Linked DNA regions of Homo sapiens: region 2 is linked to region 1. A link is an interaction called in ENCODE POLR2A ChIA-PET data of the cell type or tissue named here. Cell type or tissue: Caco-2. All regions are shown on one strand. Links, peaks and the distances in the headings refer to the core of each region. The heading gives the core; the rest is flanking DNA.

Region 1 (8,330 bases), core at 10-8,009:
AGAGAGTGGATGCCTAAAACCTAGCTTTTGCATATTTGAATCCAAGCAAGCCATTTCTTGTCTCTGAGAGCAATAGTTACCCATGCGCAGAAGGGCAATTCTCAAGGAAATTTTGTTTTGGAAGGATTTGGCTCCCAAAATTTATTACTTAGTATTTAGCTCCGTTTTTACAAAATACCTAAGAGTTTTTCAAAGTCCAAATCGGCTGTTCATTTGTGTAACTAAGTGACACATCATTTTTTGTTTTAACCTCCTGAAAAACAGTAGTCAAGTAGGTGGGGCTTGCTTGAAAAAGGAATATGTGGACTCAGAGATTACATGCTTTTGTTATGTAAGAATTTGTAAGATTTACCAGGGTTTCTGGTAAATGCTGACACATGTTTGTTTGGCCCCAGGCTCTGTGAAAGCGCTAAGCTGCTTCCTGTCTGATGTTGCTGTCCTTTTTTGGCAAGGGAGCAAGACATAGTCAAGTCCTGCAGGGCTGGGGCAGGGCGGAGGCAGGTGAGTGCAGGGGAGGGTACCAGCACCCCACTCTCTTCACCCCATTTCCTTAGGTCATATCTGCACTTAGAAACTCTTTGAAAGCAAGTTGAAGTCTCTTGATTGCATGGTGAGTCAAAACTCTGAGGGTAGACCGTTGTGGGCATTCTCCTCTCTTTTCATTGCCACCCCCACACCCAAGATCACAGGACGGAGCTCAGATACAGGGTGCTGAATTATTGCCACTGAGTAACTGCAACATCTGCCACATGTGCCAGACACTCCATAGGGCAAGTTTGTCACTATAAACTTATTTAACCTCTGCTGGAACACTGTGAGGGAAGTATTGTTATCCCCAGGTTATAGACAGCAAAACTGAGACTCAGGGAAGTTGAGTGGCAATGTCCAGCTAGTAAGCATCTGGACTGCATAATCATCCCAGTCTCCTGACTTTCTGTTAGGGACTCATTCCACAACTGAGAATGTGATCTATTTGGGCTGGGGCAAAACAGCAGGACACTGACTGGAAGGGAAAAACAGCGGGACACTGACTGGGAGAGTGTCCCGCAAAACAGCAGGACACTCTCCTTGGAATGGACCCATGAGGCAGGAGGAGATGCATTGGTGCAAAGGTGTGAGGGTTTAGAGGTCTCTAGATAGGATGTGGAGGTGAGGAAAGGCCTGAGCTGACTCTGTGGTGCAAAGAGGTGGCAGCCAGGCCTGCTGGGTGCCGAGACTGCCTCATTCCATTCTGGGAGACTAAGTAGAGAAGCCTGGAGGCTTCTTCCCTTCCATTTGGAGTTTGGAGAAAACTCAGAGTAAACAGGCACATAAAACCCACCTGAACTTGTCATTATAAGCCCATAAAAGATTAAGAAACAGTTGAAGGATGGGGAAGAGAGAAATCAAGGGATTCTTGGTGTAGTCAGCTTGTTTACCACCGGCTCCTTATTTATTAGTGTCGTGTCTTCCATTTGTCAGGCTATAACGATAGTAGCTTTTATGAGTAAGCAATTTTTTAATGAACTTGTTTCAAATGCGTATTCCATTCTTGGAACTCTCTGTGCTCTGAAGCAGCTTTATAATTATTGCCTTCGGTGGAATAGCCAGGCTCTATCTGGCTTTTATGTAAGCAATTTCACTCGGTTTGCCTCTTCCTCTTTCAGCTTCAAATGAGTCAGATGAAGGGGTGGAAATATACAATAATAATAGCTTTTTAAAAGAGTGCTTATTATATGTTAGGCATTGTCCTAGATGTTATGCATTTATCTTTTTATTTTATCCTGACATTCCCCAGGACTGATGTATTTTACAGCCCCCATTTTACAGATGAGGAAACTGTGGCTCAGAGAAGTTGAATAGTGTCTAAAGTTCCTCAGTTAGTGAGTGGTGGGGACAGGATCTGAACACAGGTCTGTCTGGCCACACAGCCTGTACTCTGATACCTCTGCTGTATAGAGTGGACTGGAAGGGCTGTTCGTGCCAGTGTATTCCAGGTCAAACTGGGAGTGGGAAGAGGAGCTCAGGACACTCATTAGTGGTGTGAAGTCATTTGCCATGTTGGCCCATGCAAGAGATGCTGTAATTAAGTGCTGATGGCTCAGTAATTATAGATAATTTTCTGGTCTTTTGCTTTCATAAAGAGAAATAGGAAAGTTTAGAGAGCTCCCTAAACTTGTTGCTGCCCACAGTAATGCTACCTCCTGTCTCAGCCAGTGACTGTGCCATTTATCCAAAAGCTCAAAATTGTTTCATATGGTAAATTGGCCTCATCTTTGCGACATGGACTGTTACCATCCTATTCAAAACCCTGATTCCTTCCCAACTGGATTGAGGCTGCTTCTGAGTCCCTGCTTCCAGGACTGTCCCCTTTCTCTCCATCCTGCATGCTGTTCACAAGTACACAGGGCCAACATGCTCTTCTATCAGACCCATCTGCTACTGGAGCAATGCAGGCCACAGAGTGGCTGAGACCAGCTCTGGAGTCAGTTGCAAGCTCAGATTTCCACTTCTGTACTTGCTCACTGTATGACTTTGGGCCAGTTATGTAACCTCTTTGAGCCTCAGTTTCTTCATCAGTAAAATGGGAATAATAATTAGAAGAATGTCTATTAGATAGGGTTATTGTGAGGGTTAAATAAAATGGTGCATGTAAAAATGATTGGCTCAATAAATTCTAGCTATTGTTATTCTCTCAGCTCCTATCTGAACTCTTCAGTTAAGAATTGGGAGCCACTATCAACTGGCTCCTAGTACCTCGCCTAATTGTAACTGATATTCAGGGTGTACCAATAGTTAGGCTGTCTTGAGGACTCTGTCTCTTCATGCATTGCCATTTGCAATATCTTCTTATGGAGTAAGCGTGTAAATTAGCAAAGTTTGTTTTGGAGAAGGCTCCTCTATCTCCCATTCCTCATTTATTTTCCTTGGTGCACTGGCTCTCTTCTTGCACTGGTTGCCCTCCTGCTGACCCCTGGCCCCTCAAAGTTCCCCAAGGAACACCCAGGCACCCAGGCCCTTACCTCTTAATTAAGACAGAGCCAGGTCCTATACAGAGATGGGGATGTTTGCTTGGTTTTGACCCAGGAGTGGGTTTGTTTTTCTCTAATTAGTTGGAAAATCGAACTTGATCTGTGAAGAAGGCAGATTTACAACTTGAGTGGGTATATGACTGCCTGAGCTTTGTTGTAATAAAAGGTAAAATCACTCCTGTGGGGGATTGGGTGGGCATCGAGCTGGTTTCTAATGGCTGTTCTCATTTTCAGGTCCTGAGTGAAACCATCCAGAATGATCAAATAGTCCCTCCTAGTGAATAAGTTTGGGGAGCTGGAGAGGAAGATGATTGAAGTGTTTGCTTTTTCTTTCCTTTCACTGAGACATGATGATATTCCTCTATACACAGAAACTTGAACTATTTTGGCTAATTTTCAATGAAAGGTCACGTAGATGACATATCCTCAGGACAGATGGCTGCCAGTGTGGCCTCCACCCCACCCATGGGGAAAGATTATTTCTCTCCACCTTGTTTTCCAGCTTTCCTTTTGCTGCTGTTGATTTACTTTTGTTCTGTTTTGCTGCGCCATTCTCTCTGCTTCCCTTCTGCTCTCTGTGTCTTGCTACCTACTTATATATTTTCCTGTGTCTTTTCCTCACTCTTTCTTCCTCTCTTTCTCTTCCCTCCACATCCTCTTTGCCACTGCATCTCTTTCTTGCCTTATTTGCCTCCCTTCCCCTCGGGATCTTATTTTTGGCACTCCTCTACTTCCTTCTCTCCCTCTGATTCTGGTTCATAATAGCTTGAAAGAGCGTTTGATAACGTTTGCCTGACCCTGCCTGACACTGGGTGAGTGATTCTCCTCGGGCTGTGTTTGCTGTGGTCTGTGTGTGATTGATGAAAGCCGCTCAATTTGCTCTTCAAAGCTCTGTTTATGGAGAGCTTGGATGCATCTCCTCCGGATTTTACTTTTTTTTTTTTTTCCCTCCAGAAACAAGTCCGAATTATAGGATAAAACTGGAACACTTCCCATTTGTTCATCATCTTCACAGACCCCTTAAGGCTTTCAATAGAAGGACCAGATTGTACATGTCCACCTTTTAAAAAACTGTTCTTCTTCCTAGAGTCCTCATGTCAGAGATTTTAACCCACAAAAGAAGTTATTTGGGTGACCTTTAATTTGAATATGACCACTTTCAGCCCTAAAGAAGACATTTAGATTTGGACTCTGGGTACTAAAATGGAAGAAAAATGCTAATGCTATTAATACTAGAATCTGAGTACCTGTGGTATCCTGGCTACTCAGTACGAGTTCATCATGAAATGAAAGAAGTAAAATCAAAAGAATTGTCTGTATTTTCTGTTTCTGGAAAGAACAGTGGTTCAAGTTTTTCTTCCAGTATTAACTATACTGGATCCCACATGAGAAGATGAGACATATTTTTCACCTGGCTCAGGTTTCCTGTAGAGCTGTTCCTATTTTTCAACCCAAGAGAGGTCTTATGCACCTGCACTAGATGCTTTACACATTCAACTGCTTGAAAGAGGGACGGACTAAGTAACCTGCAGAAGTTCTTTCTAGTTCCTAGATTCTCTGATTCTGAGAATCTAATGCTTTAGGTATGATACAATGTATTGCAATGGAAGGATTACCGAGTTTCATGCTAGAATTCCTGAATTTAAATGCAGATTTGGGCAATTATGACTTAAATGATCTTCAGTAAAGTTTTACAAATAGTTTCAGGTTTTGTTCAATAGCTTTACTGAGGGATAATTTACATATCAAAAAATTCAGTCATTGTAAGGGTATAGTTCAATGATTTTTGGTAAATTTATAGTTGTGCAACTATCACCATAATCCAGTGTTATAACATTTTTCATAAAACTTTTGACCTATTTTTTCATCTTAAAATTAAACTTATGAGTGAATTGATTGCAAAAATGGCTGTAATTCTTAAACCTATTGTGGTATGAGTTGTTGCTCCTTGCATTGAGAGGTGGATTTGATTTCCCCAGCCCTTGAATCTGGGACTGGCCTTGTGACTTTCTTTAGCCAAAAAAGTGTGGTCCAAGTGACAGTGTGCCAGTTCTAAGCCTTGCATCAAAATGTCTTGCATGTTTCCATTTGCTCTTTCAAACCCTGCTCTCTTCACCATGAGTGTAAATATAGTCTGCTGGAAAATTAAAAAAAAAATCATGTGAGGAGAAGCCCCAATCATTCCAGCTGCTCTATGTTAGGCCATCTTAGATCAACTTCCCCCATCTGCCCTCCGGCTGACCGCAGATGCATGAACACCCCTCATGAAGATTGGCTGAGCCCAATGCAGATCAGCAGAATTGGCCAGCCAACATGTAGACCCACAAAAAAAAAAATAGAAGGTTATTGTTTTAATCTACTAAGCTTTTGGGTGGTTTATAAAATGTCATTATTGAGGCAATAAATAACTGATACAGGATGGCCATAGGGATCAACTTTTTTTAAAGCCATGAAAACATCTACCATTCTGCCTACGTTGCATAGTATGCCCTCACTACATTTAAAAAACATTAAATTTAATAAACATGTATAGAGGCCTTCATATATGAAAAGAACTTTGGAGTTGTGAGGGATGTGGAATTGAAACAGAAATGATATAAACCCTTGAGGAGTCAATTCCAGTGGGAAAAAAATAGATACTTACACAGAGAGCTATAATATAGGACAATCTGTCCATCTATTACAATATTTATGTTGAAGTGGTCCCTCCATTGTCTGCAAATAACCATGTTCTTCTTTTCTTGGTATTTCAGTTTGTTCCAAAATGTGTTCAAGGAATATGGTTTATTGAAAAACTCCCCAAACAGCACATTGACAGAAATTAAGTTTCATTGGTATGTCCAAGTACAGTGTTTGCATTTGTAGGAAATATTCTTTATGGCAGCTTGGCCATGTGAAATATGTTATGAGCCAGGGAAACAGAAAAGCAGACATGAATTTAGAGCCAGGGTTGGGAGGAGAATAAAAAGAGGAGAAAGAGAGGTGGGTGGGAAAGTCTTAATTTCTAAAATAAGCAGAAATTGTAATTTCAAGAATGCCTAAAGAATAGAACACTGCCTTAGCAGCTTGTTTGTGCTCAGCTCCAAAATATTCTAGAGGTTTAGGTGGCTGGGATTGGGCTGTGGAAGAGGAAGAAAGAGTGGGGGTTTTGGCAAACAGGACCTCAGGCAGCAGAAGTCTTGTGATTGGTTGATCTCAAGCATGTTCTCTGAATTCCTTCATCCTCTCCAGTAAGCAGCCCATCTGGGGAGTCTGAGAGCACAATACAGAGCCCTGGTTTGGAAGCCAGGGGCCCTATTTCTAGTCCTAGCTCTGACACTGAAGAACTATTGCTGTGTGACCATGGACAGGTCACTTTTCCTTTCTGAAGGCTGATCTAGGTGATTTCTAAGGGCTCTTCTGATTCAAATAGTCTGTAAGTTCAGGTCCGATTCACCCACCAAGTTAGAGGAGGCAATTAAAATCAGAGTGAACCAAAGTAGATAACAAGGCCTCTGACAACACAGGTGGACCTGTAAAAAATGGAGCTGTTCAGAAAACCAAGACACAGGTTAATGGGTAAGCCCCGCAGATGCGGACCCACCCTCCACTTCTCCACTGAATGTATGGAGTCTAACCATGCCTGTCCCAAGGACTCCAGAGGTCCTGGATGCTCCCTACCTGTGACCTGCCCACTGAGCCTATCGAGTGCATCCTCCCTCTCCTCCTAGAATGAGGATGTCAAAGGCTTTTCTTAAAATGAACTTGAGTTCTAATGAGTGGCTGTTTAAACAAGTCAAATATTCTTAGAGGTATGGTGGGAAGGGTAGGGGTGAGAAGGTGGGTCTTTTTTCCAAGTAGTGGAAATAACAGAAAGACAAAGAGTAAATAAAGAGAGCTCTCTGCAACAAGGAACTCCCTGAAGCTAAATGTAAACCAGCACTCCCAGGCTGACTAGGGTCTCTTTTAAGATGACAACTTAAAAGAACTTTTTAAGATGACAACTTAAAAACTTGATCTCAGGGCAGTTTTTGGGATACCTTTTGGGGAGACACAATCTTTGTCATCACCTAAAAAAACCCCTGGGAGGTGGTGAGGGAACAAGCAAGAAGTGGCAGAAGCCCCTGCCAGGGTCTGAGTCACCAGGAGTTGAGCCCCCATCCCCTGCTGGGAGGAATGAATTCCTGACTGCAAGTCTTCAAATCCTGTCCACCAGCATTTCTCCAAGGAGCCTATGCGAAATAGACAGATGTCCCACTATGAAGTTGTTTGGCTTCCAACCACGGGAAGGGCCTCTGAAGAGGAGGAGGCTCCTGTCTGCTGTTGATTAGGGTAGCAGTCAAGAGAGGCTGTGTGCATCCCCAGTGACCACTGCAAGGCTGTGATGCCAGAGGCCAGGCCCAGGGATCCTTCGTGAAATGTGTTTACATGAGGTTCCATTTTCACCTCAAAAAAGCAAATAGTACAGACTCTCCTCAACTTATGACGGGGTATGTTGAAAATATTATAGTTTGAAAATGCATTTAATACACCTCACCTGCTGAGCATCATCTCTTAGCCTAACGTATCTTAAACATACTTGAACAATGTTCGTGCAACAAACAAGGACATAGCCCGCAGTTGGGCAAAATCATCTAACGCAAAGCCCATTTTATAACGAAGTGTTGAATATCTCATGTAATTTATTGAATACTGAACTGAAAGTGAAAAACAGAATGGTAGGCGGATATTTGAAGTATGGTTTCTACTGAACACATGTTGCTTACGTGTCATTATAAAGTCAAAAAATTGTAAGTCAAACCATTATAAGTTGTGGACCGTCTGTACAAATAGCACTGTTCAGATCATTGTTTGTCTTCCATAGTGGCATGGCCTGGTCTGTGCATTCCTCTTTCTCCTTTTTCTGACACAGGTCACCCTCCAACACCCCCAATCCTCATCATTGGATCAAGGAAGCCCTGCAAGTCACTACAGTTTGCATCTACTTAGGAGCATAAAACATAAAAATAACTTTTTTTTTTTTGGCTCACAGATTTCATGGGCCAGGAATTTGAACAGGGCATGGCAGGGGCTGCTTACCTCTGCTCCACAACATCTGAGCCTCAACTAGGAAGACTCAAAGGCTGTGGGGAATTCAAGGCTGTGGGAGAGTGGGATCATGAAATGTTGATTAATTCACAAGTCAGTCAGGTGATGCTGGCTCTGGGGTAGGACTCAGCTGTGACCTTCAGCACTCTTACACATGGCTGCTCCAGACACCTGAGATTCCTTTCATTGTAGTTGTGGTTTCAGGGCAGTTGAATTTCTTACACCGTGGCTTGGGGTTCAGAACTCCAAGTG
Region 2 (8,330 bases), core at 1-8,000, 220 kb before region 1:
GGGTCACAGTGTGGGAGGGAGAGTGGAAAGTCTGTGGAGGGAGGAGGAAACATCGCCTTTCCCAGTTCTTCAAATGGAATTGACAAAATGAATAGTTAAGGCTTATTAAGTTCTAACTGAGTCCAGGCACTGTTCCAAGTGCTTTGCATGTATTACATCATTTATTCCTGACTACATGAACTAAGTACTCTTATTACTTCCACTTTGCACACAAGTAATCTAGGCACAGAGAGGTTAAGCAACTTGCCTAAAGGCATCTAGCTTGGCAGTGGTGCAGGTAGGCTTCAAGCCTAATTGTCTGACTCTGTCATTCACACCCTATTGCTTTACGGCATAGACACACAAATACATACACACATGCGAGTGTGCATACACAAACACACTTTCTCTTGCCTCTTGCCTTTGCGAATGTTTTTCCTCTCTCTGGATCGTCTCCCCTCTCCCACCTCTGCTGACCTGTCTAGCTCCTGCTCATCCTCTAGGAATCTAGGCATCCCACTCTCCAGGCAGCCTCCCTGGACCTATCAGATGGCGCTGGGGGCCCCTTCCATGGCCATCATAGCACCTGTGTTTACTCCGCTCACTCAAAGCTGTACTTCCTTGTTCATGTGCCTGTCTCCCATTAGATTTCCAGCTCCATAAAGGCAGGGACTGAGTTTAATTTGATTTGCAGTCTCAACTCCTCCCATGCTTTTGCTCAAAGCAGTAAATATTTACTGAGCCCATCCTGAGACCCAGAAGGCTCTGCGACTGAATGTCATACCGATTGACCCTGAGGATGCAGCTGAAGTGGTGCAGAGTAAAGGAAGGGCAAGATCTAGGTGGGGATGTGCTCATCCTGGAAGGCTTTCTTGAGAAGGTGCACATGAAGCCTTGTTTTGAGAGTGGGACTCTGGGTTAGAAGAGAGGTTGACGAGCTCTATTAGGAAGGTCCTTATGAAAGCTTGCTGCTGGGATAAACCCACTTAATGAAACTCAACCACAGTTATGCTGCATGCAAGCCCCGAGGGACACAGCAATGAACAAGCATGGCTTCCACCCTCCAGGAGTGTCCTTCCACCTGGCATGGGATGGGGCAGGGAATGAGACCTGTGTGACCAGCTAGTATCCTCTAGTTGTAGAGTGAAACTGGGCCTGGGGCCCCAGAGGAGTTCAGATTCCAGGGCAAATCATCTGGTGAGTGGGTGCCCCCCTCCTTAATACCTCAATACCAGTGAAATCTGTAAAAGCAAATTGGGAGAGATGGGGAGGAGATGTCATCTCTGTACTTCTGACCTTACCCTCTGACCCAGAGTTGGTTTGTAACAACTCTTGCAAATGGATTGTTTCATGTTGTACCTTCAGATTGGGGATTGATATTCCTTTTTCACCGATCAGGAAACTGAGCTTAGAGGAACCACTTGACTTGCCCAGGTGGCTTGAATAGTAAAGCAGAGATCTGAACCTGAAGCCCTGTCAATCATTCATTCACTCTACGCACATGAGGACCTCCAAGTGCCAGGCACTGTGCTGGGGTCTGGGGATATAGCTGTGGACAAAACCCAGGCCCTGCCCTTGTAGAGCTTACATTCTAGAGGAAAAGAGACCAAACAAACCAGTTAAATGAGTACAGTGTTTGGCACATGGGTGGTGCAAGTGCTAGACAGAAAGATAAGGCAGGGAGGGACGATAAGGTGTGCTACAGTCCAGGGTGGAGGTTGCAATTCTAGATTGGATGGCTGGGGTTGGCCTCCCTGAGAAGGTGATATTCCAGCAGAGACTTGATCATTCTTATTTGCCTTTGCACAAATGAGCAATCTTGCCTGAGGGGGAATGCAGGGAAGGGGTCTTTTTGCCAAGGAAGCAGCTCCAGTTTCTGGCCACTCTTCCCAATTTAGGGCTGATTGTGCATGTGCTGCAGGCATTGTTCAGTACCAGCTGTCTGGCACCACCTCCTTCTCCCCAGCCCGCAGCTTCCTGTGGCACCAGACACTTAGTTGGCACAGCTGTGACGACACCCCTCCTCCTCCCTGCTGCAGCATGGAGCACAGGATAGTCATCCTCCTACAGCATTCCCAGAAATCCCTGGAGAACAGGCGCCTGAGTCTGGTTGAAAGGGGGCAGCAGCTCCTTGGGACACCACGGTAGAGGGGCCACTGTGGGTGCCTTCCACAAGTGCTGCTCAGCTAGGAGAGGCCTCGTATCTCTGGGGAGGTTAGTGGGCTCCTACAGTCAAATGCGTGTTGTCTTCCAGACCCCGACACTGATGCAGCCACTATCCAGGAGGTCAGCGAGGCCGTGCTGGCCCTGTGGCTGCCCACAGACTCAGCTACTGTTCTGCAGAAGATGAATGAGATCCAGGCCATTGCAGCCAGGCTCCCCAACGTGGACTTGGTGCTGTCCCAGACCAAGCAGGACATTGCGCGTGCCCGCCGGTTGCAGGCTGAGGCTGAGGAAGCCAGGTATGGCCTTGGGCCCTGAACTTCTCTCTGCCCAGGATTAAGCTGGCGTTTTGCTCCTCAACCCCGTTGCTGGGAGAGGGGTACAGAGGGCTGGGAGACAGGAGGGGGTGCTTACCATGGTGGAGAGTGGTACACAGAGTCCAGAGTGCAGGTTAAACTTAATTTGCATGACTGTGTCTTCCGTATTGGAAACCGCCCAGAAGGTGTCTTGGGCATAATGGGAACATTCATCACGTCTGCTTGGTGGGGTCCTGGGACATCAAAGCTACTGAGTTAATACTTTCCTTGCTCTTTGCCTTGGCTGGGAAGGGTGTTCTTTTGGACTGGTGTGTGAGTCGAACCACACATTGATTCACTGTTCACTCATTCTCTCTCTCCTCTCCCTGCTGCTTCTCTCACCCAGGAGCCGAGCCCATGCAGTGGAGGGCCAGGTGGAAGATGTGGTTGGGAACCTGCGGCAGGGGACAGTGGCACTGCAGGAAGCTCAGGACACCATGCAAGGCACCAGCCGCTCCCTTCGGCTTATCCAGGACAGGGTTGCTGAGGTGAGGCATTATGGCTTCCTCCGCCCATATTTGGGCATAAACAGGAAAATTTGGGCACCAGGCATAGAAAATGCCAGAAAGTGACTAGATAAAACCTGAGGTGGAGTTCTAGAGGAGAGTGACAAGCTTTGGGCAGGCTATGGGCCTTGGATTTTCTGGTCTTGTGGCTGGGATGCAGAAGGAGGGGTGAGAGGTGGGCAATTGTGTTTGTTCTGGTTGGAGAGGGTTTTTGCTGCCTGATGAGTTGGAGAAAAAATGGGGATGAACCCCCCGACCTATGAGACCCACCACAAAGGCCAGATCTCCCTCTTTCCACAAAGGTTCAGCAGGTACTGCGGCCAGCAGAAAAGCTGGTGACAAGCATGACCAAGCAGCTGGGTGACTTCTGGACACGGATGGAGGAGCTCCGCCACCAAGCCCGGCAGCAGGGGGCAGAGGCAGTCCAGGCCCAGCAGCTTGCGGAAGGTGCCAGCGAGCAGGCATTGAGTGCCCAAGAGGTACAGAGAAGGCGGAGTTAGCTCAATGATGTACGGCCAGTGAGGGGGTCCTGAGCAGAGGAGGACTTTGCACACTTTATAAGACCACAAACTCAAAAGTGCTTAGAATAACAGAACCAGAAGAGGCTTGAGAGTCAACCCAAACCTGGCCAGGCATCTGATTTCTCCCTCCACTGCTTTTGGTATAGCTGGCTCAGGGACACTGGAGATGACCTAGTCCAGTCCCTTTCCTTTTACAGATGAGGTGGTGACTCGTTCACAGGCCTAAGAATCATCTACAAAGCAGGTCCCCTGACACTGGATCCAGAGCTTGTCTCTTGGATTCCCAGCCTGGACAGATGCTCTTTGCTTAACCTAACCTGGGCTCCATGATTGTCAGAATTAGATGAGAGAGAAGATCAAAGAGCCCATTCTCAGTGTCTCAAGCACACTACCTGCTCCCGCTATGGCCAGGAACATTGGCACTTTCAATCCTGGCACAGTGACCAAGTTGCTAAGTATGCTATTAAGTGACAGCCTACTATTAATATCCTATGATGTGACTGACATTGTCCTGGGAGTGAGGTGGGTCATGTCAAGAGCTGGAGATGGGAAGAGGGAAACACAGAAGTTTAAGTCATAGTCTGTGGCTCAGGGGTTTCAATAGGCAAAACCAATGCTATTGGGGGCTAATAGGAGGCACCTTCCCACTGTGTATTGATTTGGGTGATATCAAGTGCTTTGGCCACAGGTCTTTAGGACCTTGCATGATGACAATGACACTGAGACTATTCTACCTTTTTCAGGGATTTGAGAGAATAAAACAAAAGTATGCTGAGTTGAAGGACCGGTTGGGTCAGAGTTCCATGCTGGGTGAGCAGGGTGCCCGGATCCAGAGTGTGAAGACAGAGGCAGAGGAGCTGTTTGGGGAGACCATGGAGATGATGGACAGGATGAAAGGTGAGGGAATGGTTTAGGGGCATGGACTATTGGGCATTCATGAAGGCTGGTCCCACCCAACCCAAGGCTTCTGAAGCCCGTTCTTATTGGAGCTAGCCGTGCTATGGGAGTGAGATCAAATGAGATTTTTTCTGGGCATCTAGCATGTATGAGGCTGGGGAATGCAGAGATGGTCCCATGACTTGTCCTGGCCTCAAAAAGCTTGCAATTAATGGGACCATTTTCTCTGTTTTTGCAAACAGTGGGGTCATATTTTTTATTCCTATTGCTTTATGCTTAAGATGCATAGAATTATATTTAACAGGATGAGGTGGTCTCTGATAGGGGTTGAATAATAAGAGTTCTGGGGTTCAGGGAATAAATAATTTGAGAGAGACATGTTCAGTGAAGGTAAGAAAAGAAGATTTGAGATGGGCCTGGAAGGATGTGTAGGCCTGGGAGAAGCTGTGAGGAAGAGGAGGGACATTAGGATAAGGGTGTTGGGAAGCCCCAACAAGATATGTTCTGACATAGGGACAGGAGAAGAGGGTTGCTGAGGAGCTGGTAGGAAAGAAGTGGCATGAGGTCAACATGACTTGTCCCTGTGCCTGGCTTCTAGTGTGAGGATGAGGAGGGTAGATAGCTCAGGAGGCGGTAGGGCACATCCAAGGGCTTTGAATATGACAGAAACATAATGAAAGTAGCTTTCAAAAGGGTTCCAAAAATTCCTTAGAAAGGAGAACAGGGGCTCCTGGGAACTAGAGTCATCGCTAAGATATGATGATGGGTGTTTGTGACCTCCTTCATTAGCCTTGGACAACTGTGAGAGCCCAGAGGGTCAGGGGCCCAGGGATAATTAGGAGTGGGAGCCTGCTGGGTTTGGCCCCTGCCAGGTTACTAAGCATGGGATGGGGCTGGAGAGGCATGAAGCTGGAGGGGCACCACTGCTTTAGAGGCCAGATTTTTCTGGAGGGGATTCCTCTACACATGCTACCTCCAGTTAGCAGGAGGGGAAGGAAGGGTTGGGAGTCTTGGGGAGTCTCACCATCAACTCCTCCTCCTGCTGCTGTTCCATTTGCCTCAGACATGGAGTTGGAGCTGCTGCGGGGCAGCCAGGCCATCATGCTGCGCTCAGCGGACCTGACAGGACTGGAGAAGCGTGTGGAGCAGATCCGTGACCACATCAATGGGCGCGTGCTCTACTATGCCACCTGCAAGTGATGCTACAGCTTCCAGCCCGTTGCCCCACTCATCTGCCGCCTTTGCTTTTGGTTGGGGGCAGATTGGGTTGGAATGCTTTCCATCTCCAGGAGACTTTCATGCAGCCTAAAGTACAGCCTGGACCACCCCTGGTGTGTAGCTAGTAAGATTACCCTGAGCTGCAGCTGAGCCTGAGCCAATGGGACAGTTACACTTGACAGACAAAGATGGTGGAGATTGGCATGCCATTGAAACTAAGAGCTCTCAAGTCAAGGAAGCTGGGCTGGGCAGTATCCCCCGCCTTTAGTTCTCCACTGGGGAGGAATCCTGGACCAAGCACAAAAACTTAACAAAAGTGATGTAAAAATGAAAAGCCAAATAAAAATCTTTGGAAAAGAGCCTGGAGGTTCAACGAGGAAAAACAGTCTGTCCCCTCACTGGGTAAACTCTTGCCACTGTTTCTGTCTCCCATTTGGGGTTTGTGGGGACTCCTCTATTCAAGCCCATATTTTGCTCTCCTCTGTTCCACCCGGCTTTCTGGGCACCCAGATTTAGGGAGTCTGGGCCCCTCTGCCCTAGAACCTGATGGATTCTATCCTTGAGAGACCAGAGAAGCAGTTTTCATCTCTAAGCAGCGATTCAACTTCTTGCTTACAGATGGGGAAATAGAAATCCAGGGAAGGGAAGGAACGTTCAAATTCATGCAGCTTCCAGAGGAAGGACTAAGACTAGAATCTATGTCTCTTGGGGTCTTAAAGAGAAGTTGTAAATGGATATGTGTGGGGGGTGGGGTGGAGGATGATATGGAATGGCATGGACATTTGTGTGTTAACCATGGCCCAAGCAGGCACTGTGCTAGACATTTTATCTACATTAACTTCTTGATCATTGTTAATCATTTTGATTATTTATTGGCCACGAGGCTGGGCACATCATCTGCATCATTTCATGATGCAGGTGGCACTGCTATTCCCATTGGATAAGTGAGGAAACCAAGGCACGAAAGACTAAGTAACTTCCCCAAGGTCACAGATATGGCAGGTCGGGGCAGAGCTGGGGCTCGAACTCATGCTCATCTAATAGAGCCATTAAGAGAATGGCCACTAAAGCCAGACTGCCTCGGTTCCAACAGAACCTGTCCCAAGGGGTTGTTGTGAGAAGTAATGAGTTAATGATGTAACTCATGTCCAGTGCCTGGAGCACTGTATACTCAGCTATATGCACATCTGTATGCACATCAGCTACAACTGCTGGTTCCTTGCTGACCCCAGCCATCCATGCACTCTCTACTCCAGACATGCTCAGAAGTCCCTGAACTGCTCCTGACTTTGAAAGAACCAAATGAAGCCTCATAGAGAAAAATATGTCCATTTTATTAAGCACAACACTGAGCATGAAGCTGGAGGGGTGGAGGGCGAGGAAACTGGGGAAGGACAAGAATGGTGTGCTGGACTTTCAAGGAGAGAAAAGGGAACAGAGGCAGGATTAGAACTCCTGGCAGACATTAAAATAGTCAACTTCCAAGGTTAACTCCATTGGGTGTGTGCACGGAGGACATGTGGCCAGGATAAGAATTCCTTGCAGCCCTTACTCATGAACTTCTTTCTATTCCACTTTGGAGGGTGTGGCACTGCTTTTAGATTGAGGCAGGGAGAAGGGCCAGAAGTGTGCTGGCTGGGTCTCAGCGCACTTGGGAGCTAATCCTGGAGTTAAGGATTAGAACTTGAAGAGCTCACAGGCAGACCACCATGGGGAGCTGCCTGTCATTCATGCAGATGGGCAGGCAACGACATTAATGAGCCCAATCTGGCCAAGAGGTTGGAGGCTTGAGAGGTGGGAGTGAGTGTGTGCAGAGTGGGAGTCTGGGTAGATGCTCCATATGGCTTTGCTTGGAGAAGGTGACACAGCCTGGCCAGCCCATTAAGCTTTTCACGACAAACAGCACAGACCCAGGCGAGAGCTATCTACGTACACTGCACAGAGCCACGGCACGTAGGGTGTGGGGCATAGAGCAGGCAGGTCAGGGAGACCTGGAAGCTGGTGGGCACCGCTTCTCCTGCTCACAGCTTCAACAAGGCTTCTACGCCTTGGGGCTCCCTCCTGGGCCTCCTATGAGGGGCTGCCCCGCTGGCAGCAGGCTGGTGCTTCTGGCCAGAAACTGCTCCTGCTAAGCCCTGCTCCACTTGCTCTGCCTTCCTCCCTCTGCCGGATAGACACCAGGTTTGGAAGAGCAGAGGAGTTGAATATGTCTCCTGCAAGAGAAAGGGGCTCAGAGTGAGGAGGGGGTTGCCACCTCAGACCCCATCACTCACACTCTGGCATGGGGCTCTCCTCTGGGACAGAAACTCTCCCCAAGCCTCACACTGTGACCCTCCTAACCTGAAAATTGCAGTGACATAGGCACAGGCTCCAGGAATCACATAATGAGACAGACTCCAGTCTGCCCTGCCCGGCAGTGGGAGCTGCCACTGGCTTTAACTGGTACCATGACCTCCGACTTGAAGTTCCTAGAAAGGAAATGAAGCAACAACCTTTGAAGTATTTGAGGGAAGAAGAGTCGATGGGGCAGGGCAGAGGTGGTAGTTCTCTGTGCCTGTGGCATCCACTCAGCTCTCCCCTCATGAGGTTCAGAAAGTTCAAGAACCTGCAGAAAAGATAAAGATAACCAAGCCCCCCTACACTTCCTTCTGCAAAGCACAGAGGCCCTGGAAACTCGGGGAATCTGATGC

The links. Peaks named below come from ENCODE experiments on the same cell type or tissue, not always from the same donor. Only the 100,000 strongest peaks of a DNase experiment are listed, where the experiment ranks them.
Region 2: POLR2A ChIA-PET joins it to region 1 with 6 read pairs; 2 of 35 experiments call an interaction of 5 or more read pairs at or near these places.

Annotation. Positions count from the first base shown.
Region 1 is chr1:209,390,851-209,399,180 of GRCh38, reverse strand. No RefSeq gene overlaps it. Among named protein-coding and RNA genes, the nearest start is that of LINC01698, 23 kb to the right of the region's middle. RefSeq lists an enhancer at 1,608-2,490. In Caco-2, for the core only: no CTCF peak of the experiment used is centred there; DNase peaks (open chromatin) are centred at 420 and 3,840.
Region 2 is chr1:209,612,563-209,620,892 of GRCh38, reverse strand. It overlaps CAMK1G (calcium/calmodulin dependent protein kinase IG), which reads right to left. Exons shown (of 13, transcript NM_020439.3): 12 at 7,981-8,108; 13 at 6,954-7,853. The coding sequence ends at 8,018. It overlaps LAMB3 (laminin subunit beta 3), which reads left to right. Exons shown (of 23, transcript NM_000228.3): 19 at 2,234-2,441; 20 at 2,845-2,986; 21 at 3,307-3,483; 22 at 4,269-4,422; 23 at 5,486-6,023. The coding sequence ends at 5,622. Among named protein-coding and RNA genes, the nearest start is that of MIR4260, 6.8 kb to the left of the region's middle. In Caco-2, for the core only: no CTCF peak of the experiment used is centred there; no DNase peak of the experiment used is centred there.